Regions from separate parts of the Homo sapiens genome. Here region 1 is linked to region 2. A link is a loop called in an ENCODE intact Hi-C map of the cell type or tissue named here. Cell type or tissue: Calu3. All regions are shown on one strand. Links, peaks and the distances in the headings refer to the core of each region. The heading gives the core; the rest is flanking DNA. Region 1 overlaps JAK1 (Janus kinase 1). Region 2 has its middle 19 kb from the start of LINC01359.

Region 1 (15,927 bases), core at 4,667-12,666, 120 kb before region 2:
ATTTCTTCTAAAATAAACCAGACAATGTGATCTAGCTGATTATTTTTAGAGCAAGTAGAAAAGGAGCAAGATCAGTTTATATTAATAAACACTTTGGATAATTCCAAGAAATAAATTCAAGTTTCTTGCTGCAATATACAAAAGGAAAAATCATCAATGCTAGAAAGATTCACCAGGAGCAATCACAAAATACCCTTTAAAAAGAACATGATTCACTGGGTTCAATTCCCAACTCAAATGAATATAAAGACACTTAGAAAACAGGAAGGACCAGGAAGAGTAATCAGAAGGTTTTTGGTGATAGCAGTGAATTCTTCCACCCGAATTTATTTATAAAATTGTCAAGGATTTGAAAGAAAATACCTTTCTTTTGGTGACAGAGGATTACTTTTGTAGCTCAATTTTGTAGGTGCTGTTTTACATGAAAAAAAAATCAGGGAAATTTTGTGGGTTACTCAAATTGCTTCAGTTTACCACAGTCTTATAAAAAAGACAAGTATATCTGACACTTTCTCAACAAGGGAAAAAATAAAAGAAACAAGACACAATTCTGTGGGTTGGAACAAAGCCTCACTGCAATAGATAAAATGTCAGAAATTTTTCCAAGATGCAAAATTCCAGAAATCTATCTGAAAAAACTGGAACTCTCTTAAATTTTCAAGGGCATCTTTTGAAAGACTGGTATCTGCGCAAGGGAAGAACACACATTTTGGATAGTGGACAAGGAAATAAAAATAGACTATTTTAATGTTCATAAATATGATCATCAGAATGAGACCACTTTGGCCAAGGGCCACTGCCAGATTTTTACCGTTAAAAACAGACTGGTTGACAGTGAAACTCAATGACAAGAATTAAAATACTATGGATATAAAAGAAACCATCACACCTACAATGAATTACTTTGTGTTTGCCTTAAAGGAATCAAACCTTTTGATTTCTGAAGTAGAAAATACAACTAAAATGTTTATGAATTAAGGTATGAACTCAGAAAAACTGAAAGAAAAATATGTAATTTAGAAAATGCCCTGAAATCAGCTTCTTAATATCTTAAGAAATTTTAAGACTAAAAATCTTAAGCCTTAATCAACTATTTCAGCAGGCAGCAGTCTTAACGTTGGTAAGGAAACCTAACACAACAATGAAAACTACAGGAAGATCAGGATTTTTTTTTTTTGTCTTGTATTTAGTGCTTTATCCTCAGCACAAATTAGGTGATCAAGAAGTATGTTCGGTAACAGCTGTAAATGAAAGATGAAGGTACAAAGTAAGCAACATTATGCAATGAAAAAAAGCACAGTAATCCAAGGTGTGTAGGTTCCCACTAACTCTATACTAGCAAGTGTGACCATGAGCAAGTCATTTTCATCTAAGCCAGTTTCCCTACCCATTAACCTAAGAGGAAACATCCTGCCTAGAGGGTTGGTACAAGGATTAAAAATATCTTTCAGTGAGAAGTTGAGGCAGGAGAACTGCTTAAGCCCCAGGAGTTTGAGTCCAGCCTGGGCAATATGGCAAGATGTTGTCTCTTTTTAAAAACAAACAACTTTCAAAAACTCTTCATCAAGTACCTACAATGCCCTTTTTGCAAGAGGCTATAGATGTGTAAGTGTACAAAAAGGTATTGACGCAATATAAAATAGTCTTTATGGCACAGGACTAAAGTGGGCTATGAATCTGCTTCGAAGAGCAAAGTCTAAATAGGGATTCTGAGCAAAAGCCTAGATACAAATCAAAACCCCATTTCATAAAGCTCAGATGACACAGCAAAGCAGTTAAGAGCACGGGCTGGAGTCATTGCAACCTGGGTTTGAATTCTGGCGTCTCCACCGACTAGCTATTGTAATCTTAGGCAAGTTAGTTAATATCCCTAACCTTCAATGTTCTTGGTGTAAGTGGGGAGATAAAAATAGCATTTATCTCACTGGGCTATTAAGAGTTAAGTCAGTCAATGCATGTAAAATGCCCAACAGAGTTTAGCATGCAGTAAGCACTCATATTTTGACCATAATTTGTTAAACTGATTACAGCTTGATGAAATATACAGTTCCAGTCAAGGAAAAAAAAAACAATATCTACTAAGCATTTCAATATCTTGAGCCTGGAGTTAGGCACTCGCACTTAATTCTCATAAAAAGCATGAGAGGTTTTACGCTAATCAGCGAGAGTGCCAGGAGTCAAACACGTGACTACTGATTCTAAGGACCCTGCTCGTTCCACAGTGGGGAAGAACTGCTCTAAACTGTCCCCATCAGCAACACCACTGTCTTCTCTGGTTTTTTAGTACTTTTCATAGTCTAACAACCACCCAGGAGACTGATCTTACTCCAACACTCTTCCTTCTGTAGACTGAAAGGACTGTCATTTAAAAAATCACTGCATGGCCCCAGCCTTCCCTGTGTTCCTGCCCACTACTAATGCTCTGCCCTGGCACCACTGCCACAGTGTGAGAGGAAAGTCCTAGCAACATGTGAACAGGAAGCCTCCTAACAGCCTAACCTACACAACAAGCCAGGGAAACTGCCAGTGGCTTCACACCCATAGAGCCACCGAAAATGACTTGTATCTATTGCTACTGGGACCCCACTGCTATGCTGAGACGTGGAATAACAGTTCTGATGAAAGCATCACAAGATACTGTAAAGCTGATGGATTCCAGCCAAAAGGACGACATCATATAAATACAAAATCTGCTATTTTTCCTGTCAGGAAGTCAGAACTATGGCTTTTCTATATGCCACTCCTGCCACACAGAATAACTCACTTCTAACTATAGCAGCAATTCCAGGAATACCCCAGAACCGTAAGTGCTGCTTCATTTACAATAAACTAGGGATGATTAAATAATCAATGCCAGCTCAATGGTTCGGTGCTTCGCACTGCTCCCAAGGAGCCTGCATTCAGTGAGAGACAGTTTTTGATAAAAGTAAATACAGTACTTTGCTTAAAGTCAGTAAGTGTCTTTCTAAAAGCCACATTGTACCAAGAGACTTTGTTACTTTTCCTTTTCTAAAAAACTTTTTCTTCTTTTAAACTAATTACCACTAACACATCCATAATCTTATTAAAGAGCAATGAATATAAGATTTAGTGAAGCCATCCATATCCTTACCCCAGGGTCAAAGACTTGGTGGCACAAATGGACACTCAAAACATGGCGGGGTGGGGAGAATGGCTTGTCTTCATAGTATGTGCTTTTTTGGGGGGGATGGAGGGGGATGGAATCTCGCTCTGTCACCCACGCTGGAATATAGTGGCACAATCATGGCTCACTGCAGCCTTGACCTCCTGGGTTCAAGTGAACCTCCTGCCTCAGCCTCCCAAGAAGGTGGGATAACAGGTGCACACTACCACATTCAGTTAATTTTTGTTGTTGTTGTTTTTGGGAAAGGGGTCTCACTATGGTGCCCAAGGTGGTCTCATACTCCTGGGCTCAAGCAATCCTCCCATCTCAGCCTCCCAAATTGTTAAGGTTACAGGCATGAACCAACTCACCCAGGCACAATATGTGCTTTTTAATCATTTATCCCAAAAATACTTCTGAAGCACTTGTGCCATCACAATAAAACCTTGCATTTATATAGCACTTTATGGCTTAAAAAGGGCTTTCACATCTAAACCACATTCGAGTTTCACAGCCCCTTCAGATGGGAAGACTCGGCTAAGGCGTTCCCACAGTCAACTGGCCAGTGAGAGGTGAGATAGGTCTCAAACACATTTCTCAGCTGTAGCCTCACTCCCCTTTCCATTTACCACTCTGCCTTGGGCAAGGTGTGGGACTTCAGGGGAATCCAAAGAAGTAACACAAATACATCTGAGCATGCCAAAAATCTTACAATCTACTGACAGCTGGCAAGACTAACATATACACGGGAACCCCAGGGAAGAGGCTGTGAGGGCATGCTGAGAGACAGACACTGAGAACCATGGGAGTCAAAAACAGAGGACACAAGGGCCATGCTTTGGGCTGAGAGGGGATTAAGGAGAGAGGAATCTGCTCTCAGTTTTCAGAAATGGAGAAGACTGAAAAAGAGAGAGGAAAGGTACAGCTGTTCTTTAAAAAAAATAAAAATAAAGGCCAGGAAGAAGGAAAATCACAAGCACAATTGTGCAGGAAAGAGTATGCAGACAGGAAGAATCTTGCAGGAAAAAGGCAGACAGCAAGGAAAGGAGGGGAGGGTGCAAGAGGAACAGAGCTTGTGCGAGAGCTTCTTCCCACCAGTCAGAAAGAGGCCCATGTTCCAGCCCAGATCCACTAGGACCTGCCTGGTGTTGAGCAAGCCTCTTAACCTCTCTGAGCTCAAACCCTGCATAATGAAAAAGTATTGGATGCCCTCCAAAGTTCCTTATAGAAGCAGTTAAAAGCCTGCTCTTGGAGTCACCCTAACCTGGGTCCAGATCCCAGCTCTAACACCCACTGTCTGAGACCTTAGGCCAGTTTCTTAACCTCTGTTGAGTTTGTTTCCTCAGAATAATAGAAGTATCTACTTTACAGGGTTGTTGTGATGATGATTCAAGATTTCCCTAAATCTCTTAATGCTAAAATAAAATGCTCACACCCATTAGGAAATCAGTTTTCTGTGAGTATGCGCAAGGCTTTTAAAAAGCTTAAAACTGAAAAAAGAAACAAATAAAACAAACCCTAACTTATAAAAGTTTGAAACCATTTTGTACTGCACCTAACATAGCTCATTTTTTATTAACATGTATTTCCAAAATGTCACAATGTAAAGACATAGAATCTCCTGCTGATAAGTCATCTGACAAAGCTTGAAGGTACCCATAATTTAAAGGAATACAAAGGAAAACAACCCTGAATCCTTCCACCCCTTGCTAAATTTTACTATTTGTGTCTACCAAGCATTCACCTACTTCTTCTCACCTGTCACATACTAAGTTCATTTAGGGCAGACACAAATCTAACATGCTTCCTATATCCACTCAGTGTTCTTGGGTACAATCAACAGAAACCAGCTCTGCTTACCTAAGGGTAAAATGAGTTTAAGGGAAAGACAGAAGGACAGAGGAACAGCCTGATAAGGACACCACTGCTCGCACAGCCTCCACCGGTCACCAGCCATCACCAGGACTGGACTCCCAACTCTGCTGCTTCCATGAATGATCTCAAGCCACCTCTGTATGTTTGCACCACTCCCTCCAGATTCAAAGTCCTGACGAGGAGGAATCGAAGAGGTTGAACCTAGTTTGCCCTCAGTTATGTGTCTGCACCTCCTTCAGCTTCCACAGCAACAATGGGAGACCACTCTAGAAACAAAGGGGGTTCCAATGCTAGACAACCCCCCAAATGGCAAATGTCCATTTCAGTCTATGCACCAAAGGTACTCAGCTATTGCCTCAAAATGTAAGTTAGGAGAGAAAACAAAACAAAACGAGGCGGGGCACAATGGCTCACGCCTGTAATCCCAGCACTTTGGGACGCCAAGGTGGGCGGATCACTTGAGGTCAGGAGTTCGAAACCAGCCTGGCCAATATGGTGAAACCCCGTCTCTACTAAAAAAAACAAAAAACAAAAAACAAAAAAGGTTAGCCGGGCGTGGTGGTGGGTGCCTGTAATCCCAGCTACTCAGGAGGCTGAGGCAGGAGAATCGCTTGAACCCGGGAGGCAGAGGGTGCAGAGAGCAAAGATCATGCTGCTGCACTCTAGCCTAGGTGTCAGAGCAAGACTACGTCTCAAAAAACAAACAAAAAAAAACCAGGAAATCTCAAGAAAAATCTTTCTCTACATGGCCCCCCTACACTTGGCCCCCTCAACCAAAAAACTGTAACCAGTTTTTATGTTCAGCTTTGAAACTGCCCTGCCAACAAAGACTCCAATCTTAAACTGCTGGCAGAGCTCTCAGCGAACCCTATCCATATAATGAGTAATGCACTTAGTCTTCACCAAGGCGGCAGCAGCATCAGGGCAGAGCAGGATCGGCAGGTCACCACAGCGCCTCTGGAGCCACTGTGCCACCTCTCACTCCTCCCCAGTCTGCCCCAGTTTCCCCTAGCATTCAGCCAAGAATCCAGCTAGGGTTACACATCATTGTCTGATATCCTAGGAACCTATGCTGACAGCCATGCTTAAAACAGCTTTGCAGTCTTTTTTGACCATGATCCACCGTAAAAAATATATTTTGTAGTACACATGTGTGTATATGACATACAAGTTTCACAAAAAGATATTGATCCTTACTATGTGCCATTCCCTCTACCTTCTATTCTACATTTTCTTATATTTAATACATTTTTAAATGCTAAACAAGACCCACAAAACAGATTTCACAGCCCAGTAAAGATTAACAGACTACAGTTTGAAAAACACTGTTTTAAAGGACCCAACAAGGTTACTACTAATCAAATTTACCTTATTTTTGTTTTTATTTCAGCAAATATAAGAAAGTGAATATAAAACAGTGAGACATTCCCCAGCTGAATATGAAACAGTGAGACATATTTCACCTCAAACTTCTTTGGTTACCACAAGATTACTTCTCTTTTCTCACAATGTATAGCCTATGATGTTTCAATACAAACAGCTGGACTGAGACCCATACAACGCATATGCACAGTCTTCATTTCACAATAAGCTTCTCCTCCCAGAAAGCTCTTCAGTTGGTTACCTCCTACAGCCATATAATGGTACCACAAAGATCTAGAATATGTAGAAACTATACCCACAAAGCATGGAAGGTCTATTTTTAAAATTCTGCCAAACCACTCTTCTTACACATGACTTATTTTCTCACAGTCCCAGGTGTCTAACTTCATGATCACATCTAGGGATGCTTCGTACAACCAAAAGAATTCAAAATCCATTCTGTGTACCTTGCAACTGTGCAAAATTTTCAGTGTATTTCATGGAAACAACGGTTATCGTAAATGAAGAGTTCAGTGCATGCCTGTCAATGGGGAACTACTCGGGAACGGGGAAGCTATCCAAGTCTTGGAGATTTAGATGGTAGATGGGTATCCTGAAATAGGTTAGGAATCTTTAATTGTATTTCCCTATCAATGAATTGAAAACGGTGATCAGATGCAGTTATTCTTTCTCAAGATAAATGCTCCTTTTCCCACTCTGCACATAGGAAGGCAGTCTCAATGACACTTTTTTGCATCCTTGAAGCACAGTCCAGAGCATGCTTACATTCACAATTCTTTTACGAATAGCCCTTGTCTAACAGACAACACTTGAATTTAGCCAAACTGGCATCCATTTCAAAGTATCAAACTATTTAGTGGCAATGCCTGGTCATTCCACTTAATTTTTCTGTTGGTTTCTTTGCAGGGGATGGGATACACTACAGACTCCAGCCACGGAGCTTCTTTTGTCTTTCCTTCCCAGGAATAAAAGCATAGAAAAAGAAGACTGAAGGATAATTTGCAAGACTACTTAGCAATTAGTGGAGGCAAATATTATGGTAGGATGTAAATAACTAATTGGGCTAAATATAACTAGGAGAAATAACTCACTTGTTCCAGGACATCATTAATTAAGTAAAATCAACAAAAACGCATTGTGTAAAGCCTGCGATGCACAGCTCAGTAAGAAGAAAAGAAAACAACAAAAGATATATCGCCAAAGAAGAATTAGCAACCCAAGCACATAGCAAGGTAATAATACATGACTGATTGCCAAACACAGGACACACCCGACCAAGCGAAAAGAGCACGTCTGGAGAAGGTCTAAGAGTGGGGCTGGTGTAGTGAGTTTGATCGGATCCAGAGGACGGCAGGGAAAACCAGCATGGTGGGGTTGAATGTTCAGGCTCAGGAAAACCTCAGCCCTGCCACTTAGTAGCTGGCTTTGAATAATTTTTAACTTTCTATGACTGTTTTCTCATTTGCAAATAAGGATAATCATAATTATTTTACAGGCTTATTTTAAACTCTTGGAAAAATATATACATAAACACAGTAGGAAAACTGGCTCACAGCAGGCATGCAATACTACTACTATCACTACGAAGAAGGTGGGATACAAACAGGATGAAAACAGGAGCTGAGTGAGGACAACATTCCAAATAAGGGAAACATGAAGAAATAGCAAAAGAAGGAAAGTGGGGTTGGGCACGATGGCTCACGCCTGCAATCTCAGCCCTTTGGAAGGCCGAGGCGGGTGGATCACTTGAGGTCAGGACTTTGAGACCAGCCTGGCCAACATGGTGAAACCCTGTCCCTACTAAAAATACAAAAATTAGCCAGGTGTGGTGGTGAGCACCTGTAGTCCCAGCTACTTGGGAGGCTGAGGCAGGAGAATCGCTTAAACCAGAAGGTGGAGGTTGCAGTGAGCTGTGCCACTGCACTCCAGCCTGGGCAACAGAGCAAGACTGCATCCCAAAAGAAAAAGAGAAAAAAAAAGAAGAGGAGCAGGAGGACGAGGGAGGAGGAGGGGGGGAGGGGGAGGGGGGGAGGAGGAGGGGGGAGGGGGAGGGGGAGGGGGAGGGAGGAGGAGGAGGAGGAGGAGGAGGAGGAGGAGGAGGAGGAGGAGGAGGAGGAGGAGGAGGAAAGCCGGAGGGTAAGGCACTTGACTGAAGACTAAACAGGTTTGTGTAGAACCAAAAAAGATGAGGTAAGGAGGAAAACTGGGCCCAGGCTACAAATGCCCCCTAAGGAGTCTGGATTTTCTTCTGAGGGGATACTACCCAAGGAGAATGCAGATCCCCAGATTCATGTGAATTCCTCAAGTGGAAAGTCCCCAGTATGTGAAGGTGTGCTACGTGGGGTGGGGGTTCTCACACATAGGAAATGATGGGAAAGGCATGGGCATAGGACACCTGAAATTCAACTGTGTAAAAATAATGTCCTTCTTTTTAAAGATTCTTAATGAATCTGCTACTCTTTGATGGATATATAGGCACTGTACATTGAGAAAGGACAATAAAATTTAACTGAGCAAACAGTTCAAATACTGCTATGGGTAAGAGCTAATTTGAATATTCATTTGAGGGATCCATACCTTTGCCCCACCTCGCTATACACACATACAAAAAGGAAACTTCTTTAAAAAATAAAATAAAATGAGAAGCTAGAGGTTTTCTTGTGTAAATCATGATGTTAATGAGTCAGAAAGAACTTTCCCAAAGCTTGTCTTCCTGGTTGTCGCGTCTGGCTGGGACATCCACTAATAGCACTGGGAGAGTCAACATTCTGCTGCTGGTGACTCATCCTCCTCTGCTAGCACAGTCGGAGGGACCAGCAAGTTCACGGGGCTGCCCTTGGGAGTCACTCTGAATTATTTTTGTAACATCTTGTCCTTGGATAAAAGGGAATACAGAGTCAGAAACCAGAGGCCAGGAGGCCATCTATTACTCAGCAGAGTTGTTTACACAGCCCTGTTCCTCTATTATCCAGAATTCAGTGTTCTGGATAACTGATAAAATTAAGGCACCTATGTTTCCAGGGAGCTGAATACAGCAAATGCACAAAAGTCATGTTGGATGAAATTCTACCTTCCCTTGATGATTCAGAAGACCATATCAGACCTTCTCAGGCATGACTGCAGATGACAAAGAGATTATTAGAACCTGATTTTGACCCATTTCCATCTCACAAGCCTGTGAAATGTGGACTCAAGGGTGTGGGAGAACTTCAGTTAGCAAAATTTGCATAAATAGTTTCCTTCTACTGTCATCCAGTTAAACAGTCTCCAGGAGCTTGCATGAATGCTTTATCAGGTCACCAAGCTCTCTGATGTATGTCCAGCCAGGTGCTCCCTGAACATTTCTGGGCCTGGCCAAAACTGTGCTTGTTCAGTGCATTTCAGCTGTATATATAGCTAATAATTAGCAGCAGAAATGTGGCACAAACCCAAATCTCATGGATCCCACATTGCACCAAAATAAATATTAATGAAGGCACCTCTGCCTTTTTAGTCTTTCTCCAAATGAATTTTTAAAAAAGCAAAGTTGGCTTAACTGCTCATGACCATTGACTAATATAAAAATCAATAAAAAATCAATAATTATATACTTTTTACAATTTACAAAGCACTTTCAATACTTGATCTCAATCCTCACAATAATTTGAAGTATCATTCCTCTTATTCTACTCATAAGCAAACTAAAGCTTAGAAACACTAAGTGACTTGTGAAAGATCACATGTATTTATTACCTAGGACTCAAATCTAAGTCATTAGACAGCAAAGGAAATGGAAACAACTAATGGAAAAAGGACCTATAATCATGGTGAAAAGGTGAAATTTCAGTAAATTAAAATTGTTTATCTATCTAGTCAGTAAAGTTGGTGTTATACTTCTTTTTAAATGTAAATATAAGCCTGGATTAGGTAGAAGTATAAATTACTGTCACCTATAAACTATGGGTGACAACTCTAAAAATCATTTAGACTCATCATAAATGCACACATTCAACATTATAGAAAGATATCACTGAAAAGCCAAAGTTCCCCTCCCTCCTCCCAGAGATAGTCACTATTCAGTTTTTGGTAAGGCTGAGCAACCCAAATCAAAAAATCTGAAGTCTGAAATGCTCCAAAATATGACTTTTTGACTACCACATTTCTTGAAGGAAATGCTCATTGGAGGATTTTGAATTTTCAGATTTGGGATGCTCAATGGGTAAGCATAGTGCTAATATTATAAAATCCCAAAAATCTGAAATCTGAAAATTGTCTGGTCTCAAGCATTTCAGATAGGGGATACTCATCTGTACAACTCTCCCTGAGAACAATTTAGCTCCACTTTCAATTTGGACTTGAAGATTCTCCTATGTTTTGACACAAGAATCTTACAATATGGTAATGAAAAAATCAAATTGAAAAACAGCATGTATAGGATGATCCTAGCTATGATGCATAGACGCACACATGTAATCCTAAAGAAACGGTGACAAAATGGATGGGGAGGACATTACAAGAATAATTACCTGTGAGTATTCCAAGGTGTTTGTGATAGTAGTTACTTCATTTTGCACACTTTTAGAGATTTTCTAAGTGTTCTGCATCAAATATGTGTTACTACACTAATGAGGGGAGAAAAGTCATTCCCCCTGGGTTATACAGGAAATTAGGGCTGGGAGTAGGAATTCAGGAGAGCCAATTCACCTCTCTACCTGCTGCAATGGCTCAAGATTGACTAGCAATTCAAAGCAATTAAGAGATGTGACAAGGCAAAACATAATTATTTGTCATTGACTGATAGAGATATTAAGTGCTATGACTTCAGAGGACAAAGAGATCATTCTAGCATGGAATTATTCCAAAGGATTCATAAGTCAGAGATCTAAGAAGGTAAAGGGAACAGATGAGCTCCATTCTAGGTGAAGATAAAGGTGTAATCAAAGGTAACAGACATTAAATCACCAAGCGAGTTCTGGGGACAGTAAGCACAAGACTTAAGCATTTCATGAAGAGAAGAAAACAAGACTTAGAAGGCAGGCTGGGGTCAGACTGACATGAAGTGAGACAGCGAAGTGGACAGAGATCTTGGAGTCCTAGGAACTGCGACCATATCCACTTGGGGAGCAAGCCCTAATCGTTCTAACTCTGTTGTCTCTGTTCTAACTCTGTTGTCTCTACCCACTTATCTCCCAAATTACTGCAACAATCTCCTGAAAGTTTCTGCCTTCATTCTCGTCCGCTTCTATTCCAAGTCTCTACAATGCAGCCAGTCTTATTTCTAGACTGCTAATCTGGAAGTATCATGCTCTAAAACTCTTTTATTTCTTACTCTCTTAGGTGACATGGCTTACAAGGCTACTTGTAATCAACTTCTCATGGCTCATCCCCATTTGTGCCCTGAACTCCAAACGTACTGAGTTACCTGCAGTTCCTGTAATCCAGCATGACTTTGTCCTCCAAGCCTTTGCTGTCCCCACTCATCCTTCAGTTCCTAGCTCAGGAATCATCTCCATCAAGGTTTCCCTGACTTCTCCCATTTCCCAAGTGAGGCGTTCAGAGAGTCCTGTGCTTACCTTTGGAGTAGCACTTACATCCTGCTCCCTAACTGTCTGTAGAATCATCTGTCTTCGCTGTCTTTGAGCACCCTGAGGGCAGGGACTGCAGCTGTTATCTGGGTACATACAACACCAAATAACAATGCCTAAGGCATGCCAGATATTCAATAAATGTCTGTGTAAGAAGCAAATGTTTAAACATTTCCTTCCCCAGCATGCCTTCTCTGACTATCCCCACCTCCTTCCAGAAGTACTCACCTAATCCATGCAGACACCATAGACCAAGTGCATTTATAAAACTGTTTTATAATATTAAATGTGTAGTTTATATGCCTAACAGAATTGCGAGGAATTATTTAACTTCTTATTTTCTATTCTCTCCCATCATGGTACCCACGAAGAAGCCCACATGCTTACTCTTCTTTCTAATGGAACACCATGCCCTGAGATTTCCCAGTGTGCTGAGAGTTGCGTAGGCCTGGAAAGATAAAGAAAGTCTAATACAGTATGTCAAGTAAGGTCAGCCAGCAGGTGAAAAAACTCAAAAAACCAACCAGATGTTGGTTTCTGTTACAGAAGAATCATTGACAAACTGTGAACCAAAACTTAGACACAGTTTTAAAAGTATTCTCTTACTTATAATTATAATGCCCTATAATGACATTTAAATTTTTAACTTATTTTTTAGGTGCACAATTCAGTGGTTCTTAGTGTAATCTCAAAAGAGTGCAACCATCATCACTATCTACTTCCAGAACATTTCACCACCCCAAAAAGAAACCCCATGTCACTCTCCATTCTCCCCTATCGCATCCCCTAGCAACCACTGGTCTATTAGCCTAGTCTAGACATTTCATAGAAATTGAATCATATAATGTGTGTGTCTGGCTTCTTTCACCTACACAATGTCCTCAGGGGATCCATGCTGTAGCATGCACCAGTGCTTCATTCTTTTTGTGACCAAATAATACTCTATTGTATAGGGCATTTACGTTTTTTTAAATATTATTTTAGAGAAATAAAATAGGGATGATGATACTCCTTAATCTTAAAAATCACCATAAGAAGCCAAAATAATATTATCAGGGGTGTATTCTTTATCACAGTTTTCTAATTTAATCATTGTGAGGTCAATGGAGTCTTCACTTCCTCAAATGAGGAAACTGAGGCTCAAAGACATTACATAATTTGCCAAATGTCATTGTAGCTAGTAAGCAACAAAACCAGAACTGATGTGTATTTTACTCCCTTTAGTGCTCTTCTCAGCACGATACATTTCTAGAACTACTTCATGGTCCCAAACAGCCTCCTCAGCACTAAAGGGAGTAAAATCATCAGTCCTGTCATTTGTGCCATAGATGTTAAGACAGACAGCAGCATCTCTCTGTCAATCCGAGGATAAAGGATAGAGGGAAATGTTTCAACCCTTCACTCACCCACTTGCTCTCTCAACAAAGAGTTGTTGAAAAACCCCTATGTACTATGCCCTGCACAAGGATCTGAGTATATAACATGAGCACTGGGGACATGGTGCCTTTACTCATGAATTTGTGAGAGAGAGAGAGAGAGAGAGAGAGAGAGAGAGTGTGTGTGTGTGTGTGTGTGTGTGTGTTATGGCATGTTAAGATGGAAGAGACTTGAGAACATTTAAATAATAGGAAGAAGGGAGTTAAAGGATAAAGGTAAGGACAGGGAAAAGGATTAGCTACTAGCCAAAAGTCAGAAGAGGGGAGTGAATGGGCACCAGACCCCAATACGCAGTGGTGGAAGAGACAGCTGATTGTATGCCATTGTCCTTCCTCTTCTTCAACAGTAATTTTTAGCTGTGCACAAGAATGCTCACAATAGTGACTACAATTGCCAGCTTCCTTTGCGGCAAGATATGACCATGTGAGTAAGTTTGGCCAACAGGATAAAAGCAAAAGTACTGTGTGGCAGCTTCTACCCTGGAGACCACTGTAAGGTCTTTGCCCCGTTTTCTTAATTCCTTCTCCTATCTGCAGCCTAGAATATGGATGCTGCCAACATGGTTGGTAAGGACAAAGAGACAGAGTTTTGCTCTTGTCACCCAGGCTGGAGTGCAATGGCATGATCTCAGCTCACTGCAACCTCCACCTCCCAGGTTCAAGCGATTCTCCTGCCTCAGCCTTCCGAGTAGCTGGGATTACAGGCATGCACCACCACGCCTGGTTAATTTTTGCATTTTTAGTAGAGACGGGGTTTCACCATGTTGGCCATGCTGGTCTCGAACTCCTGACCTCAGGTGATCCACCGGCCTCGGCCTCCCAAAGTGCTGGGACTACAGGTGTAAGCCACCGCATCTGGCCCAAAGTCTGTAAACTTTTTATTACCTGCTCCAAAACTCACCCTAGCTAGCACATCAGCTGTAAAGAAAGCAGCCCTCATGGCATGGGGACAGAGGGAGCAGAGCAGGGACACAATGAAGACTGGAAATGTGTAATTCTCTGAGCCTGTTCAAGGTGAGCTTCTAATACAAATGAGACAATGAAAGATACTAGTATTGGTGAGAGGACAGGAAGCCTAGTGGATAAGTGCACAAGGTTTAGAATCACATACCTGGGTCCTAATTCTGGCTTTTCAGTCAGGAGGTATGTCAACTTAGACATGTCTCTAAATCTCTGAGCCTTAGCTCTTTTATCTACTAAAATGGGAATAATACTAGCTCCAATCTCTTAGTGCTGATAGCATCATAAAGTCTTTGCCAGGGATAAAACGACTATGTGGCTGCTGCAGTGACTATTACTGAAAGACACTTCTTGTCATGAAAGTTATGTTAACATAACCCAGCTGTGTTGTAATCCACACATCTGACACAGGGTCAGAAATAATGTCCAATCTATCTTTGTCCTATAGATTATCACAATCAAGCTCTAATTTGGGACCTCTCCATGGCACATTCCATGCTCTTAGGAAAGTTAATGACTTGACTACAAGTTCCTTGAGAGCAAAAACAAGATCATTCTCTCTGCAGCCTCAAGACATAGCTAGTTCAGTGCTCTGAATCTAACAGGTATATATTTGTTCAGTAACATTTACTGAGACACTACTATGTGTCAGGCACTGTATTAGACACTATGGTTCTAGTAAGGAACAAAAAAGACAAGGTTCTTTAATATAGAAACAGATATAATTTTTAAATATTGATTTAACGAATCAGAACCAGAAAATGTCACAGTCAGGAGTGACACAGTAATTGATTAATTCATTCAACCTGCTCATACTACATATGGGAACACAAACCAACAGAAATGAAGTATCGCATTCAATTTGAAGGTAAGAATTAAATTAGCATTCCCAAATTATGTTTTCTGGAATCTTGTACTTCTGTGCAATGATAGTAACTGTTCTATGTACATATCCTTCTAAAAAGAGAGAGAAGGAAAATGAGGGTCCATAGTGAAAAAATTGGAGAAACACTGGTTAAACATAGTTAAATAATATTTTTAACAGCAAGAGCTCTTAAGCCTTTCATAGTTAATAAATGCAGTGAGTCTCCAACTCCCAAAAAAATCATCAGACCAAGGCACTTCTTTTTTAATGGAATATACATTTGGAAAAGTCCGGATCAGATGTTCTCTATGCTCTCTTTCATTTCTCAAATTCTATAGATTTATCTGACAGCATCAATCTCAGAAGACTTTTCTTCTTGGGTAGATGACTTAATATACCAGATTCTCTAGAAAAGGCATTCATTCACATATATTCACATTCCCCACACACATATATACACACACACACACCCTATAAAATTGGATAAACACAAGCATGGGATAAAATCTAAGATTTCAATATAATAAGATTAGACTAAAACAGTGTTCATAAAAGTAGGGGAGAATGAGCCATTTTTGCAATTTTACCTTCAAGCAGATATTCCAGAAGGTAATGCCCGGAAAAAGTTATATTTACCTACTACTCAACAACCCAAACACCTGGGAAAAATCCTTGCAATTCTGATAAAACAGGTAGGCACAAAGAAAATAACCCAAAGAG
Region 2 (15,927 bases), core at 3,829-11,828:
ACAGGGTGGTCCAAAAGAATTCAAGCCACAAATTTCATTTAATTTGGTGCCATATTGATGACGTCCCTAGGAAGCAAAGGAACAAATACAAATCCATTTTGAGAAGTTACCCTCATCCTGGGCCTCAATGTATTTACACAAATAAGTTTTCAAGGTTAACAAGCAGTACTGGTAAAAAAAACAACTAAGCATACATAATAAGCATCACGTATGAGAGCTAGAAGAAATGAAAGAGTAGAAACAGAGTCAAAAAGATTTCAGATGCTGGAATTATCAGACACAGATTATAAAATTATGCCTACTATTGTTAAAGAAATAAAAGATGAGCTTGAAAATATCTTCAAGATACTGGAAACTACAAAAAGTGACCAACAAATTTTTAAGAACAATAAAATTAAACTTCTAGAAATAAAATTTACCATTACTGAGATTGAGAGCAAAACAAAAACCAACAGCTTAACAGCATATTACATACAACTGAAAAGAGAATTAGAGAACAAGAAGGTTGGGTCACAAGATTTTACAGAATGAAGCATAGAAATTTAAAGAAATACAATATATGAAAGAGAAATTAAAATTCATAGAAGATAGAGTGAGAAAGTCTAACATATATTTAATTAGAGCACTAGAAGACCAGAGATTATATGGCAGAAACAGTATTTGAAGAAATACTGGCCTAAACTTTTCCAGAACCTATTAATGAAATTAATTCACATACTCAAGAGGCCAAACAAATCCCAGGAAGAAAGGTGGGCAGGAGAGAAGGAGAAGAAGAAAAAGAACAAAGGAGGGAAGGAAAGGGAAAAAAGGAGGAAAAGGAAAGAAGGTAGAAAGAAAAGAAAGAAAGAGAGAATGGGAGGGAGGGAAAGGAAAGGAAAGAAAGGAGAAAAAGAAAGAAAAATTCTCACTCAAATTCATCACAATAAAACTAATGAACATCAAAGGAAAAAATTTGAGGTCAGGGAAAGTGTGGAGATCATTATCAAAGGAATGGCAGTGAGATGGACCACTAACTTCTCAGTAGCTGCAATGGAAGCCAAATGACAATACAATAACACACTCCATGGGTTGAAAGAAAATAATAAATAATCTATTATTCTATTCTTTTTTTTTTTTTTGGATATGGAGTCTCTCTCTGTCGCCCAGGCTGGAGTGCAGTGGCGCGACCTCGGCTCACTGCAAGCTCTGCCTCCCGGGTTCACGCCATTCTCCCGCCTCAGCCTCCCGAATAGCTGGGACTACAGGCGCCCGCCACCACGCCCGGCTAATTTTTTTGTACTTTTAGTAGAGACAGGGTTTCACCGTGTTAGCCAGGAAGGTCTCGATCTCCTGACCTCGTGATCCACCCGCCTCGGCCTCCCAAAGTGCTGGGATTACAGGCTTGAGCCACCGCGCCCGGCCCATATTATTCTATTCTTAGTGAAAAAAAATCTTTCAAGAATGAGGGCATAGTATTAATATGTACATTTCCAAAAACAAGTAGAAACACAGAGACTTTGCTATTATCCAGACCTTTGTACAAAGGAATTCAGAAGGGTGTCATTCTGGAAGAAAGAATGAGATCCTAGATGGATGCTCTGAGGTACAAGAAAGAATGAAGAGTAAAGAGAGTGGTAAATATATGAATAAATCTAAACAATGCAAAATTGTGCATAACACAGCATTAACAATGTCATATGAGATGAAAAAGTAAATAAATACACAAAAATAAAAGCATGCAAATTAAGAAGAGAGTCAATGAGGTTGGTGTTTAGTTTTTGTGGTATTTAGCACAAGAAAAACATTAGTGACTAACTTTTTACTTAATAGGTGATATATACATATAAACATGTTAGGCTAAACTCTAAAAAATAATAAAGACAGAATATAGCCTATAAACAGAGTTAAAAAAAGGAATAAAAATAATACAAAAAAGAAGAGAAAAAGAAGTATATAAAAGTGAAGCAAAGAGAAAGCAAAATGTAAAGTGATAGATTTAAAATATTAGTAACTAATATCAGTTAATTAAAATGAATAAAATGTAAATGGATTAAATACTTCAGTTAAAAGACAAAGCTTCTCGGACTGGAGAAAACTTATAGATATTCAAACAGGTTGAAATTTTAAAACGGAAATATAACTCCAAAAGAATTGGCATTTTTATGTTAATAGTACACAAAATAGACTTTAAGCCAAAAATCATTATTGAAAACAATTTGGCAATTCCTCAAAAAGCTAAAAATAGCATTACCATATGGCCCAGTAATGCCACTCCTAAGTATTATATATATATCCCAAAGAATAGAAAGCGGGGACTCAAACAAGTACTTGTATACCAGTGTTCATTGTAGCATTATTTACAATGGTCAAAAGGTGGAAACAACCCATGTACCAACCAGATGTATGAACGAAATGTGGTATATACATACAATGGAATATTATTCAGACATAAAGAGGAGTGAAGTTCTGATAGATGCCCCATGGTAGATAAACCTTGAAGACATATGCTAAGTGAAATAAGCTAGATGCAAAAGGACAAATATTGTATAACTACACTGACATGAAATATCTCAAATAGGAAAATTCGTAGAAATGTAAACTAGACGCAAGTTTGTCAGGGGCTGGGGAGAAGGGACCTGGGGAGTTTTTACTTACTAGTTACTGAGTTTCAGTTTGGGGTGATGAAAAAGTTTTCGAAGTAGATAGCGATGGTAGTTGTATAACATTGTGGACCTAAGTAATGCCACTAAATTGTACCCTTAAAAATGGTTTAAATGGGCCGAGCATGGTGGCTTATGCCTGTAATCCTAGCACGTTGGGAGGCCTAGGAGGGCAGATCACTTGAGCACCAGAGTTTGAGACCAGCTTGGGCAACATAGTGAAACCCTGTCTCTACAAAAAATACAAAAATTAGCTGAGCATGATGGCATGCGCCTGTAGTCCCAACTACTCCGGAGGCTAAGGTAGGAGGATCACTTCAACCTAGGAGGTTGACTGCACCACTGCACTCCAGCCTGGCAACAGAATAGGACCCTGTCTCAAAATAAATAAATAGGCTGGGTGCAGTGGCTCACGCCTGTAATCCCAACACTTTGGGAGGCTGAGGCGGGTGGATCACTTGAGGTCAGGAGTTAGAGACCAGCCTGGCCAAAGTGTGAAACCCTGTCTCTACTAAAAATACAAAAATTAGCCGTGCATGGTGGCAGGCACCTGTAATCCCAGCTACCTGGGAGGCTGAGGCAGGAGAATTGCTTGAACCCGAGAGGCAGAGGTTGCAGTGAGCCGAGATCGCGCCACTGCCCTCCAGCCTGGGCAACAGAGCAAGACTCCATCTCAAAAAAATAAGTAAATAAATAAAAACTTAAAATGGCAAATTTTACTGTATACATTTTATCAGAATTTTAAAATTACAACAATAAAGATAATCACTTAACAATACAATTTCAGCTTACTAGGAAAATATAAAAATTTTGAATTTATAAGTACCTAGTAGTGCAGCCACAAATTATATAAGAGAAAAATCAGAAGATCCATATGGAGAAATAGACAAATCTACAATTATATGGGAAATTAAAAAATACATCTCCCGATAATTGATAGAACAAGAAAAATCATTAAATAGGCCAGGACTGGTGGCTCATACCTGTAATCCCAGCACTTTAGGAGGCCTCCGAGGCAGGTGAACCACCTGAGCTCAGGAGTTTGAGACCAGCCTAGCCAACATGGCGAAACCCTGTCTCTACTAAAAATATAAAAATTAGCTGGGCATGGTGGCACAGCCTGTAGTCCCAGCTACTCGGGAGGCTGAGGTATGAGAATTGCTTGAACCCAGGAGGCGGAGGTTGTAGTGAGCTGAAATTGCGCCACTGCACTCCAGCCTGGGCAACAGAGAGAGACTCTGTCTCAAAAAAATAAAAATAAAAATAAATCATTAGAGGATTCAAACAATAATGATTAATAAAACTGATCTAATAGAGATTATCTATATTTCATTCAACAACTGCAGAAAAAAATTCTGAAGTCCACACAGAATATTTCAAAAATGGACTCATACATAGTCATTAAAACAAGCCTCAACAGATATTAAAGGATTAATACAGAGGATGTTTTCTGACCTAAAGTGATCTAACTATAAATCAATAATAAAAAGGTAAACAGAGCATCTCCATGTTTGGAAAATTAAAACCATGCTTTTAAATAACTCATGGGTCAAAGAAGAAATCATAGTGGAAAAAATTTTTAATTGTGAACTCTGCCTTTTTTTTTTTTTTGACAGATTCTCACTCTTGTCGCCCAGGCTGGAGTTCAGTGGCAGGATCTCACTGCAAGCTCCACCTCCTGGGTTCAAGTGATTCTCCTGCCTCAGCCTCCCAAGTAGCTGGGATTACAGGTGTCTGCCACCAGGCCCAACTAATTTTTGTATTTTTAGTAGAAATGGGGTTTCACCATGTTGGCCGGCGCTGGTCTCGAACTCCTGATCTCGGGTGATCCTCCCGCCTCAGCCTCCCAAAGTGCTGGGATTACAGGTGTGAGCCACTGCACCTGGCTGTGAACTGTGCCTTTTTAAAATGTGTGAGTGACTTAAAAATTACTTCATATCAAAAACATATAGGGTAATAGCTAAAAAGTGTTTACAGAGCTGATTTATAGCCTTACATTTTATATTAGAAAAGAAAAAAGGCTAAAAGTAAGTAAGTCAAGCATCTGCCTCAGGATATTAGAAATAAGCTGCAAGATAAACAGAAATAAAGAAGTAGGAAAGAGATAACAAATAAGAACAAAAATGTGTAAAATAGAAAAACTATGTAACAGGAACAATAAAGCCAATAGTTGATTCTTTGAGAAGACTAAAAAAGGTGTAAAATATTTGGTGAAACTAATGAGAGACACACATACATACAGAGAGAGAGAGAGAGAGAGAGAGAACACACACACACACACACACACACACACACGCTATCAGGAGTGAAAAAGGGGATATTACTCCAGATGTTGTACACACTGGAAAGATAATAAAAGGATATAATGAATGACTTAAATCTAATCCATTTGACAAAGTACACTATATGGACTAATTTCATCGGGGAAAAATCAACAAACCTTATAAAGATATTTTAAAAACATGAACATGATTCTGCTAAGAGAGCATTTGAAAAAAATAATAAAGGCCGGGCCCGGCGGCTCACGCCTGTAATCCCAGCACTTTGGGAGGCCGAGGCGGGCAGATCACGAGGTCAGGAGACCGAGACCATCCTGGCTAACACGGTGAAACCCCGTCTCTACTAAAAATACGAAAAAATTAGCCGGGCGTGGTGGCGGGCGCCTGTAGTCCCAGCTACTCGGGAGGCTGAGGCAGGAGAACGGGGTGAACCCAGGAGGCGGAGCTTGCAGTGAGCCAAGATCGCGCCACTGCCCTCCATCGTGGGGGACAGAGTGAGATTCCGTCTCAAAAAAATAAAAATAAAAATAATACAAAAAACAAAAACAAAAATCTCGAACAATCCTATGATCATTAAATAAGTTGAATCGTTTACAGAAAATCCACAAAGAAAATTCCAGGACCAGAAGCCTTTCATATGACTTCCACCAATCTTTTAAGGAACAAAGTATTTTAATATTACATAAACACATACAAGAAGGAACAACTCTCAAACTCATAAGACACTAAAATTCATGTGAAGACTATGTCAAAATAAAATTACAATCTAATTTGACCTATGGATGTATGTTGAAAAAAATCTGAAACAATATATTAGCAAACTGAATCCAGCAATACAAAAAGATAATATAGAAAAGCAAGTGTATCCTAGGAATACAAAATTGGTTTAATATTTGAAAATGAAACAATGTAATTTGTCATGTTAATAGAATAAAGGAGAGAACCCATATGACCCCCCCCCCAATATATTTAGGAAAAGTGAATGGTTAAAAAAAAAAGTCAATATGTATTCTTAATTTTAAAAATCAGCAAACTTGAAATAAAAGGAAACTTTTAAGTGAAATAGGGTACCTACAGAAAATCTGTAGCAAACATCATGCAAAATAGCGAAGTTGCTATGTCAGAAGATGTGAGGCCGGGCATGGTGGCTCACTCCTGTAATCCTAACACTTTGGGAGGCCAATGTGGGTGGATCACCTGAGACCAGGAGTTCAAGACCAGCCTGACCAACATTATGAAACCCCATCTTTATTAAAATTCAAAAATTAGCAAGGTGTGGTGGCAGGCACCTGTAATCCCATCTACTTGAGAGGCTAAAGCAGGAGAATTGCTTGAACCCGGGAGGCAGAGGTTGCAGTGAGCCGAGATCATGCCACTGCACTCCAGCCTGGGTGACAGAGCGAGACTCTGTCTCAAAAAAAAAAGAAGAAGAAGAAGAAGAAGGCAGAGCGTGGTGGCTCACGCCTGTAATCAAAGCACTTTGGGAGGCCAAGGTGGGCAGATCATCTGAGGTCAGAAGTTCAAGACCAGCCTGGCCAACATGGTGAAACCCCATCTCTACTAAAAGTATAAAATTAGCCAGGTGTGCTGGTGCATGCCTGTAATCCTAGCTACATGGGAGGCTGAAGCAGGAGAATCGCTTGAACCCGGGAGGCGGAGGTTGCAGTGAGCTGAGATCACGCCATTGCACTCCAGCTTGGGCAAAAAGAGCAAAACTCCGTCTCAAAAAAAAAAAAAAAAAAAAAAAGCTGTGTATAACTTTAGTTCTGTTAGACAATGCCACACTCTTTCAAAGTGGTTGTGCTAATTTATACTCTCAGCAACAGCCTATGAGAACTCTCATCACCAATCCACATTATCACCAAAAGACTGTGAACCACTGTCCTAGAGAAACTCTTGCAATGTGTACTACAGACAAGTACAAGAATTTTCTCAGCATCATTGTTCTGAGTAGCTTGAAACTGGAAACGATTCACTGTGCTTCTGGGGAGGCAGCAAAATTTTATATCTGGATCACAGTACTGGTTATGTAGATGTTCATTTTATAATCATTCAAACTGCACATATATGCTTTATGCACTTTTCTATATGTACTGCATATGTCTCATTTGAACTTCTACAAAGGCATTATATTCTTCAAAGAAACTTCACACACATTTTAATAAATCTTATCTGATTTTACAATTACCACTTGTGGTTCCTATAAGAAACTTGTCCATATTAGTTAGGGCTCCACTAGAAAAGAAATTATTTGTACAAATTTGGTAATTTGAGAAGAGTTTAATTTAAAAGGACCATCTACAAAGGTGTGGGCAGGGTTTAAGGAGCTCAAATGTGGTAACAAAATACTCTAGAACTAGTAACTTGGGGTGCCTTTCCCACCCTTTGGGGCAGGGAAAGAAAGCCTTTATTAGAACCAGGAGATAGAGCTATGTGGAGAGAGCTACTCAACTTGAGCTATGACCTCTAGTGGAAAGACAGAGCCAGTCCACACCACAGTGACCGCATACAAAGGGGATAAATACCCTGATTTTGCTCCTCTCCCTTCCCTCTCCCAATCTTCTGTCTGTGCTCCTTGTTGGTGAACCCAACCAGAAGCCAGAAGACAAGAGAATCTGTGGATGCAATGCATTTAGGTCAACCACCCAGAGAACCCAGCAGAATGGAGCTGGGCAAAGAGTAGATCCGAAGTGATGAGAAGTTGTTCACATGTCCGTCTGAATCTAAAGTGGTAGCCACTTCCAGTGTTTTTCTTTTAAAATACAAGGTTTGGGGAGAAGGAGAAATGACCAAGGGATTTAAATTATAGCTGTTATAATCCCTGCTTCTGCAGCTGATGACAAGGCGTACATTGGTACTCAAGGCTACCTTCTTCCACCTCCCACTTCTGTTCTTTCCTTCCATCGGCACTTCAGCAGGATGTGTTTTACCTTTTTCCTTGTCCCAGGCTACTTGTCCCATAGTAAAGATGCTTTTGCCTATTTTCCAAAGTAGATTTGGAGAGACCCAAACTTCGTTGCGTGTAGGATATGAGGCATTGATAATCTTGTCTTTATTGGGTGGCTGCACTTTTCCATTCACCAGAACAGTGGGCCAAGGAATGCTAAGAAGTTGTTCATTGAATCCCTGAGTTCTAAACATAGCTCTCCCTGTCTATCCCCGCTAGGTAGCAGCAATCTAATTACTGCTGTTAAGGATATATTACCCCTTTTCTATATATTGGTTCTATGACCTAAGGAACCCCTAATGCCTGGGGGTAAGACTTAGCTTCCATTTCATTGGAACCATGTCTATTATACTTCCCATTTTTTTAGAAGAGGACACTAAAACCAAGAGAATTTGCAATATTTGCCTAAGAGTGCATAGTTAGTACAACAATGGAACTAGAAGCTCAGCCTCCTGACTTTCAGACTCATTTGCTTCCCACATACTGGAGGAGTACAGCTGTGTCTTATCACTGTAACAGGTGGACATGGGAAACAGCAATAACACAACGTTAGACTGTGATAAAGGTGACTCAAGGGAGGGAGGAATACACAGTAGCAGATGTCCTCTAAATATTAAGGCACAGTAGAGAATAAGACATTTGTCATCCTGCCATCTCATTGTGCCAAGCTACAAGAGTAATGTTTTTGCCCTGTGTTTTTCCAAAGCAGGGCCTTTTCCAAAACAATTCAGGGTGATGACTACTTGAGTGCATTTTAATGTGTTTGCTAATGAATTTTCTTGATATTGGAAAATAACATTTTTCTTGTGTAATGTCCCCTCTCCTTTCTCTCAAAGGAGCCCACATTGCCATTTTTTTATTTTTTTATTTTTTCTTGGTCACAGAGAAGTCCATGCTAGTGAAGCAATTAAGGGCTCTTTCTAACCCATAAATCACCAACAAAATGGATATTCCAGTGCACCCATAGGGATTGGAGGGCTCATGTGAGGGAAGTTTGTAAATGACTCTGCATTTTAGGATTTCCATAGCCTTTCTGAGGCCCATTAAACTGATCAGTAGGTAGTAAGTGATGAGGCATAAGGCTGGGAGGTGGGGTGATGTAAAGAAAAAATTAAGAAATGAGACTGAGTCAGCCAAAGTGAAAATTTAGTTTGTAAGAGTTGGTGCCTCTTCAGACTTCTAAGCAACTTGAAGAAGGTAATCACCATTTTATTACTTTTATTATCTTCTTTATTTTTAGACTTTAACATAGTCAATAGTGGGTTGCAGTACCTTGCTAAGAGGGAGGAGAACCAACTTCATACATTAGTGTCATGCTAAAATATTCATTGGGAAAAATTAATATAGCATTTTATTTAGGGCTTTCAATGTGTATATCAAAGGAGAAACTAATCAGGGGAAATTCAGTCTATTCTTAAGTTGGTGGGGAATGATATTTTTTGATAGGGAGTTTTTCACACCTGTTAGATCATATAAATTCAGTGGATGCTTTTTTTCTCATGAAAAGTGAGGAAGCAGTAAACATTTAAAACATAGAATTTTTTTTCCTGTCATCCTTACACAGGGGCCATGCTAATCTTCTCTGTATCATTCCAACTATTAATTATTTTTAAGTGAAGTATTTAATACGCTGATGTTAAGGTTCGGTTCAATGACTTTTTTTTAAATTTTAGAGGTAGGGTCTCGTTCTGTCACCCAAGCTGAAGTACAGTGGAGTGATCATGGCTCACTGCAACCTCAATCCCCTAGGCTTAAGTGATTCTCCCACCTCAGCCTCCCAAGTATCTGGAGACACAGGCATACGTAGCCATACTGGGCTAATTTTTATTTTTTATTTTTGTCAAGCTATGTTGCCCAGGCTGGTCTTGAATTCCTGGCCTCAAGCAATCCTCCCACCTCAGCCTCCTGAGGCACTGGTATTACAAGCCTGAGCCAACATGCTTGGCCAACAGATTTCGATAATTGTACACATTAATGTAACTACCATCTAAAGTTCCAGAAAGTTGTCTCATCCTCTTGTCCCTTTCTAGTCAAACCCCCTTTCCTTCTCACTGAGGGAACCACTTTCTTTTTTTTTGAGGCTGGACTGCAGTGGCACAATCTCGGCTCACTGCAAGCTCCACCTCCTGGGTTCATGCCATTCTCCTGCCTCAGCCTCCCGAGGAGCTGGGACTACAGGTGCCCACCACCACACCAGGCTAATTGTTTGTATTTTTAGTAGAGATGGGGTTTCACCATGTTAGCCAGGATGGCCTCGATCTCCTGACTTCATGATCCACACACCTCGGCCTCCCAAAGTGCTGGGATTACAGGTGTGAGCTACTGCACCCTGCTGAGGGAACCACTTTCTAATCCTATCACCATAGATTAGTTTGCCTGCTCTGGGATTGCATGTAAATGGAGTCATACCGTATTTATTATTTTGCATCTGGTGTCTTTCACTCACCATGGTTCTAGATTCATCCTTTTTTTTTTTTTTTTTTGCATGTACCAGTGGCTCGTTCCTTTTATTGCTGAGTAGTATTCCTTTGTATGAATATATCACAATGTGTTTATCCAATCTCCTATTGCTGGACATTTGAGTTGTTTTCCATTTTTGGCTGTTATGAATACAAGTACTATGAGCATTCTTGTACAAAACTTTTTGCGGCCATATATTTCCATGTTTTGGGGGTATATACCTAGGAGTAGAATAGCTGGTAACTCTATGTTTAATCATTTGAGGACCTGCCAGACTGTTTTCCAAAGTGGCTGTACCACCTACATTCCTACCAGCAAGGTACAAGGGTTCTAATTTCTCCATATCCTTGCCAACACTTGTTGTTCATATTTTTTATTACAGCCATCCTAGGGGGTGTAAAGTTATATCTCATTGTGGTTTTGATTTGCATTTTCTTAATGATTAATGACGTTGAACATCTTTTCAAGAGTTTATTGGCTACTTGTACACCTTCTTTGGGGAAATGTCTATTCATAACATTTGCTCATTTTAAATTGGGTCATTTGTCTTTTTGTTGTTGAGTCCTAATTGATTCTTAACTTGGGTGAAATTGAATTGAGAGAGTCTGTTGTAACAGGTAAGCCTCTTGCAGTTGAAAGTAACAGAAAACCCAACCTACATTATTAGCTTAAGCATTAATGGAACTTGTTGTATCACAGAACTGAAAGTTCTTGGAGGTAGTTGTGGCTTCAAGAATGGCCTGGTCCAAAGCAAAAAAAAAAAAAAAAAAAAGAAAGAAAAAAAAAGGCTAGGGGTGGTGGCTCACACCTGTAACCCCAGCAGTTTGGGAGGCTAAGGTGGGCAGATCACATGAGGTCAGGAGTTTGAGACCAGCCTGGCCAACATGGTGAGACCCCATTTCTACTAAAAATACAAAAATTAGCCAGTCGTGGTGGCAGGCACCTGTAATCTCAACTACTCAGGAGGCTGAGGCACGAGAATCATTTGAACCCGGGAGGTAGAGGATGCAGTGAGCCGAGATCGTGCCATTGCACTCTAGCCTGGACAACAAGAGCGAAACTCTGTCTCAAAAAAAAAAGTGACACCAGAACCTGATTTCTTCCTTCTCCCCTCTTAGCTCTGTTTTCACTGTCTGAGCCCCATTCTTGGATAGGCCTCACCAATTAGAACAGCAAGATGGCTATAGCAGCTCCAGCCACACGTTCTTCCAGGTTCAGGCCCACAGGAGAAGAGTGCTTGCTCACAGAAGCACTGGCAAAAAGACTTACGGGTCCTGACTGATTACAGACCAATCCAAACTGCAGTGGCCAAGAGGAATAGGTACACTGATTTAGGGGGATTCACAGATCCCATTCCCGAAGCAATGGTTAGAGCCCACCCGAAACATGGATTCCAAGTCGGGGAAGAGAGAGAGTTATCCAGAGAGAAATTAGAATACATTTACCAAAATAGGAGGAAAAGGGATGTCGGGGATGTCAAAAACTAGCAAATGTCCACTACAGTGCTTCCCAACCACGGCCTCACTAAAAATCAACATGATTTTTATCTAAGCAACTAAGCAAAGAGGTGAGGCCACAGGGTAAAATACTATTATTGACACAGGAATATGGATAAAGGCAAGAGAATAGTTAGCCAGCAGTAAAATCATTAAAAAGTCACTAAATTTAGCATCTGAAGACCTGGCTCGAATCCTAGGTTTGCTACTTGCTAGCACTATGACCTTGGAAAAAATCACTTAACTTTACAAATCAATTTTTTTCTTTCTTTCTTTTTTCTTTCCTTTTTTGAGACAGGGTCTTACTCTGTCACCCAGGCTAGAGTGCACTGGCATGATCACAGCTCACTGTAGCCTCGACCTCCTAGGCTCAAGAAATGCTTCCAGCTCAGCCTCCCGAGTAGCTGTGACTATAGGTGCATACCACCATGCCTGGCTAATTTTTTATATTTTTTGTAGAGATGGGGTTTTGCCATGTTGCCCAGGCTACTCTTGTACTCCTGGACTCAAGCGATCCTCCTGCCTTGACCTCCCATAATGCTGGGATTACAGGCATGAGCCACCACACCCAGCCAAACCACATTTTTCTAAGCCATAAAACAGGGATTACCTCAAATTATCATTCCAGCATCATAGGTTGGTTCTAGAAATATAAACCTGTAAAAGTGCCTGGCACATAGAGGATATTCACTCTGAAATCCTGGGTCATAACTTTGTCTACATGCCTTCCATGTGATCCCACCCCAACGCTACTACCTATCCAGCCAGTGTTTGCTTTCCAGATGGGACTGCAGAGATTTCCACAGAAAATCTTTTGAACCATTACCTTATTGAGCCCCAAACTGTAATTTCAGCTATGTGATTAGAGCATTGTTCTATCAACACCGAGAATGGTTTCTGGCTGGAATGTCAGTGGAGCATGGTGAGCCAGACACAGGCAGTCCTTTGAACACAGCCTGGGGTATAAGACAGAGATGATCATCACAGTTGGAGATCTAGAAAATGTCCCTGGAGACCTCAGAATCCCACGGTTTGGCTTCCAGCAGTGAAAATGAGTGCCAGCTTCCCCTCTCAAAGCACGCTGCCCCCCTGGATTCTAGTTTGTTAGCTAATCCCTTCCTCCTCTAGAACAGGAAAGAAGGAAGGAAGGGTTTGGAACTGTTCCATTGGTAGCCCCAGAATTTCTACATAAGAAAAGCTTAGGGGCAGCCATCTGGCTGCTATGAGCTTCTAGAGGAGTTGCTTTTGAAATTGTTTGCATTTTAAATAAGAAGGTTTGGCCAGGTGCAGTGGCTCACACCTGTAATCCCAGCACTTTGGGAGGCAGAGGGCGGGCAGATCACCTGAGGCCAGGAGTTTGAGACCAACCTGGCCAACATGGTGAAACCTCATCTCTACTAAAAAATACAAAAATTAGCCAGGCATGGCGGAGTGCACCTCTGGAGCCAGAGGCAGGAGAATTGCTTGAACCTAGGAGGTAGAGGCTGCAGTGAGCTGAGATTGCGCCACTGCACTCTAGCCTGGGCAACAGAGTTAGGCAGTCTCAAAAAAATAAAAACCATTTTTTTTAAATAAGCAGGTTTCATTCAGATTGTATACTATTTGAGATGGCCTGGGTAGAGCTGGTTATCTGGAAACTTTTGGGGTTTTTTGTTTTTTTTAGATGGAGTATCACTCTGTTGCCCAGGCTGGAGTGCAGTGGTGCGATCTCGACTCACTGCAACCTCTGCCTCCTGGGTTCAAGCTATTCTCCTGGCTCAGTCTCTTGAGTAACTGGGACTACAGGTGCACACCACCACACCTGGCTAATTTACCACACCTGGCTAATTTTTTTTTTCTTTTAGTAGAGATGGGGTTTCACCATGTTGGCCAGGCTGACCTCAAGTGATCCGCCCATCTCAGCCTCCCAAAGTGCTGGGATTACAGGTGTGAGCCACTGCACCCAGCCAATTATCTCGAAACTTTGATCATCCTTGACATCACTGCCGACTGCCCTCCTCCAATTCCCTTGGTCTATCTCTGACTGATGCCGGCAGAAGAAGCAGAGCAAAATCTCCTTACATGTATTTTTGTTCCGCTTCCTGTCAATTTGGGTCCTCTAGGAAGCAGACAGGCACCAGGATGGGTTTATAAGTGAAAGCACTGGGTTGTAATAACTGTGAAAGGCAAAAGGAAGAGGGAGCTGGAGAGGGCAGGGAAAGCCTTAAAACCATGTTGCAGGTCTGAGGCTTGTAAAAGGAGAAGGGTAAGGAAGGATGATTGTGTGGGTGAATAGAGTCTCAGACTGTGGTGCAGCTCTGGAAATGTCCTGGTCAGCCTAATAGGGAGCTCTGGCACAAGGATTGCCCTCAAAAAAGTCCCACGTTGCATGGCAGTGGTCATGCCCTAGTACCCCTGCCATGCTCAGTCATTGGTAGAGGGCTGCCTGGGAGAAAGTGCTGCACCCTGGATGCTGGGGTGGATCCAGACTAGAAGCTGTCAGCGTTCTGCATTCCTTGCAGCAGGTTCTTTCTGGAAGGGAAGTCTGCGTGGCACGCTGCCACAGCTGGCACAACCCCAACAGCTGTCCAGCCATTCTGCTCTTACCTATAATCAAGCTCACAGAAGGGAAGTAGAGTGTTTTTGTGCTCCACAGAACTGCCTGAGCTCTTTTTATGATTCCTTTGGGTGAACCCTCAGTAAGTCAATCTATGCCTTAGGTTTCTTGTCTGAAATATTTCCTTTGCCTGGAACGCTTTTCCCTCAGCTACACTAATAACTCAATGCCTCATCTCCTTGAGGTCTCTGCTCATGTGTTGTCTCATCAGTGAGTCCTTCCCTGACTAATTAAAATAGCAATCCCCTCACAATTCTTATTCTCCTTCCCAGTGTTATTTTTCTCCATAGCACTTACCCTATCTAATTTTAAAAGTTTATTTATATATTTATCATCTGTCTCCTTTGATTAGAATATAATGGATGTCAAGTCAGGAGATTTTGTCTGCTGTTCTATCCCTAGCACCCAGAATAGTGACTAGCATATAGCAAATGCCATTAACTATGTGGCAAATGGAAGGAAGAAAGGAAGAAAGGAAGGAAGGGAGGGAGGGAGGGAGGGAGGGAGGGAGGGACTGGTATAACCACACAAATCATGTAAAAGTTGATAGATACCACTAATCCTTTCTCTTTCTGATGCAAACTTCTTATCTAAGAAGATCATCTAACCCCTTGAAGAGAGCAATTAAGTCATTGAAACTTATAAAAATGTGTCACTAAAAATTGGAACTTTAAGTCAAAGACAGAAAACTTATTTACTAATTGTATTCTTTTTATCAGATACCATGTTACATGTTTTTACATACGTTATCTGATTTAATCCTCCCAATAGCACTGAGATAAGGGTTATCATCCCTATTTTGTGGGCAAGGAGGGTGAGGCCCAAATAACATGGCCAATGTCACACACAACTGGAAGTATGGAATTTAAATTCAGATTTATCTGATAGCAACAAATAAGAAACAGACTTCAGTGCCAAATAAGAGGAAAGGAGCAAAATTAGCTCACCATTTGATAGTAAAAATATGAACAAAGTAAAAGAATCATTACAAAGGACAAAGGAAGGAATTACTTTTACTATGCAGGGGTCAAGGCTCAATATCAGTTACCCAATCCAATGAGGATACCATCTTCTTACAATAGTGGGTATTTATTTTTCCTTTTTTTTTTCTCCTGAGACAGGGTCTCACTCTGTCACCCAGGCTAGAGGGCAGTGGCATGATCATAGCTCACTGCAGCCTCAAACTCCAGGGCTCAGGTGATACTCCCATCTCAGCCTCTCAAGTAGCTGGGACTACGGACATGCACCACTGTGCCCAGCTAATTTTTTTTGTATTTTTTGTAGAGATGGGGTTTCACTATGTTGCCCAGGCTGGTCTTAAACTACTGAACTCAAGTGACCTGCCTGCCTCAGCCTCCCAAAGTGCTGGGATTACAGGCGTGAGCCAACACACCCAGCCTATTTTTCCTTTTAAAAGTCTGTTATGCAGAAATACCATTTGACCCAGCAATCCCATTACTGGGTATATACCCAAAGGAATACAAATCGTTCTATCATAAAGATATATTCA

The links. Hi-C counts contacts between places; a loop is a spot of excess contacts. Peaks named below come from ENCODE experiments on the same cell type or tissue, not always from the same donor. Only the 100,000 strongest peaks of a DNase experiment are listed, where the experiment ranks them.
Region 1: a loop joins it to region 2, with 2.4 times the contacts of the local background. A loop is called at or near these places in 4 of 110 quality-filtered maps.

The regions. Positions count from the first base shown.
Region 1 is chr1:64,889,084-64,905,010 of GRCh38, forward strand. All of the region lies in intron 1 of JAK1 (Janus kinase 1), which reads right to left. Among named protein-coding and RNA genes, the nearest start is that of JAK1, 70 kb to the right of the region's middle. RefSeq lists enhancers at 2,582-2,631, 6,613-6,682. In Calu3, for the core only: no CTCF peak of the experiment used is centred there; DNase peaks (open chromatin) are centred at 5,928, 7,685, 9,158 and 9,688.
Region 2 is chr1:65,013,584-65,029,510 of GRCh38, forward strand. It overlaps a transcript of JAK1 not described here and the pseudogene RNU6-1176P. Among named protein-coding and RNA genes, the nearest start is that of LINC01359, 19 kb to the left of the region's middle. RefSeq lists an enhancer at 12,412-13,229. In Calu3, for the core only: a CTCF peak has its summit at 7,462; no DNase peak of the experiment used is centred there.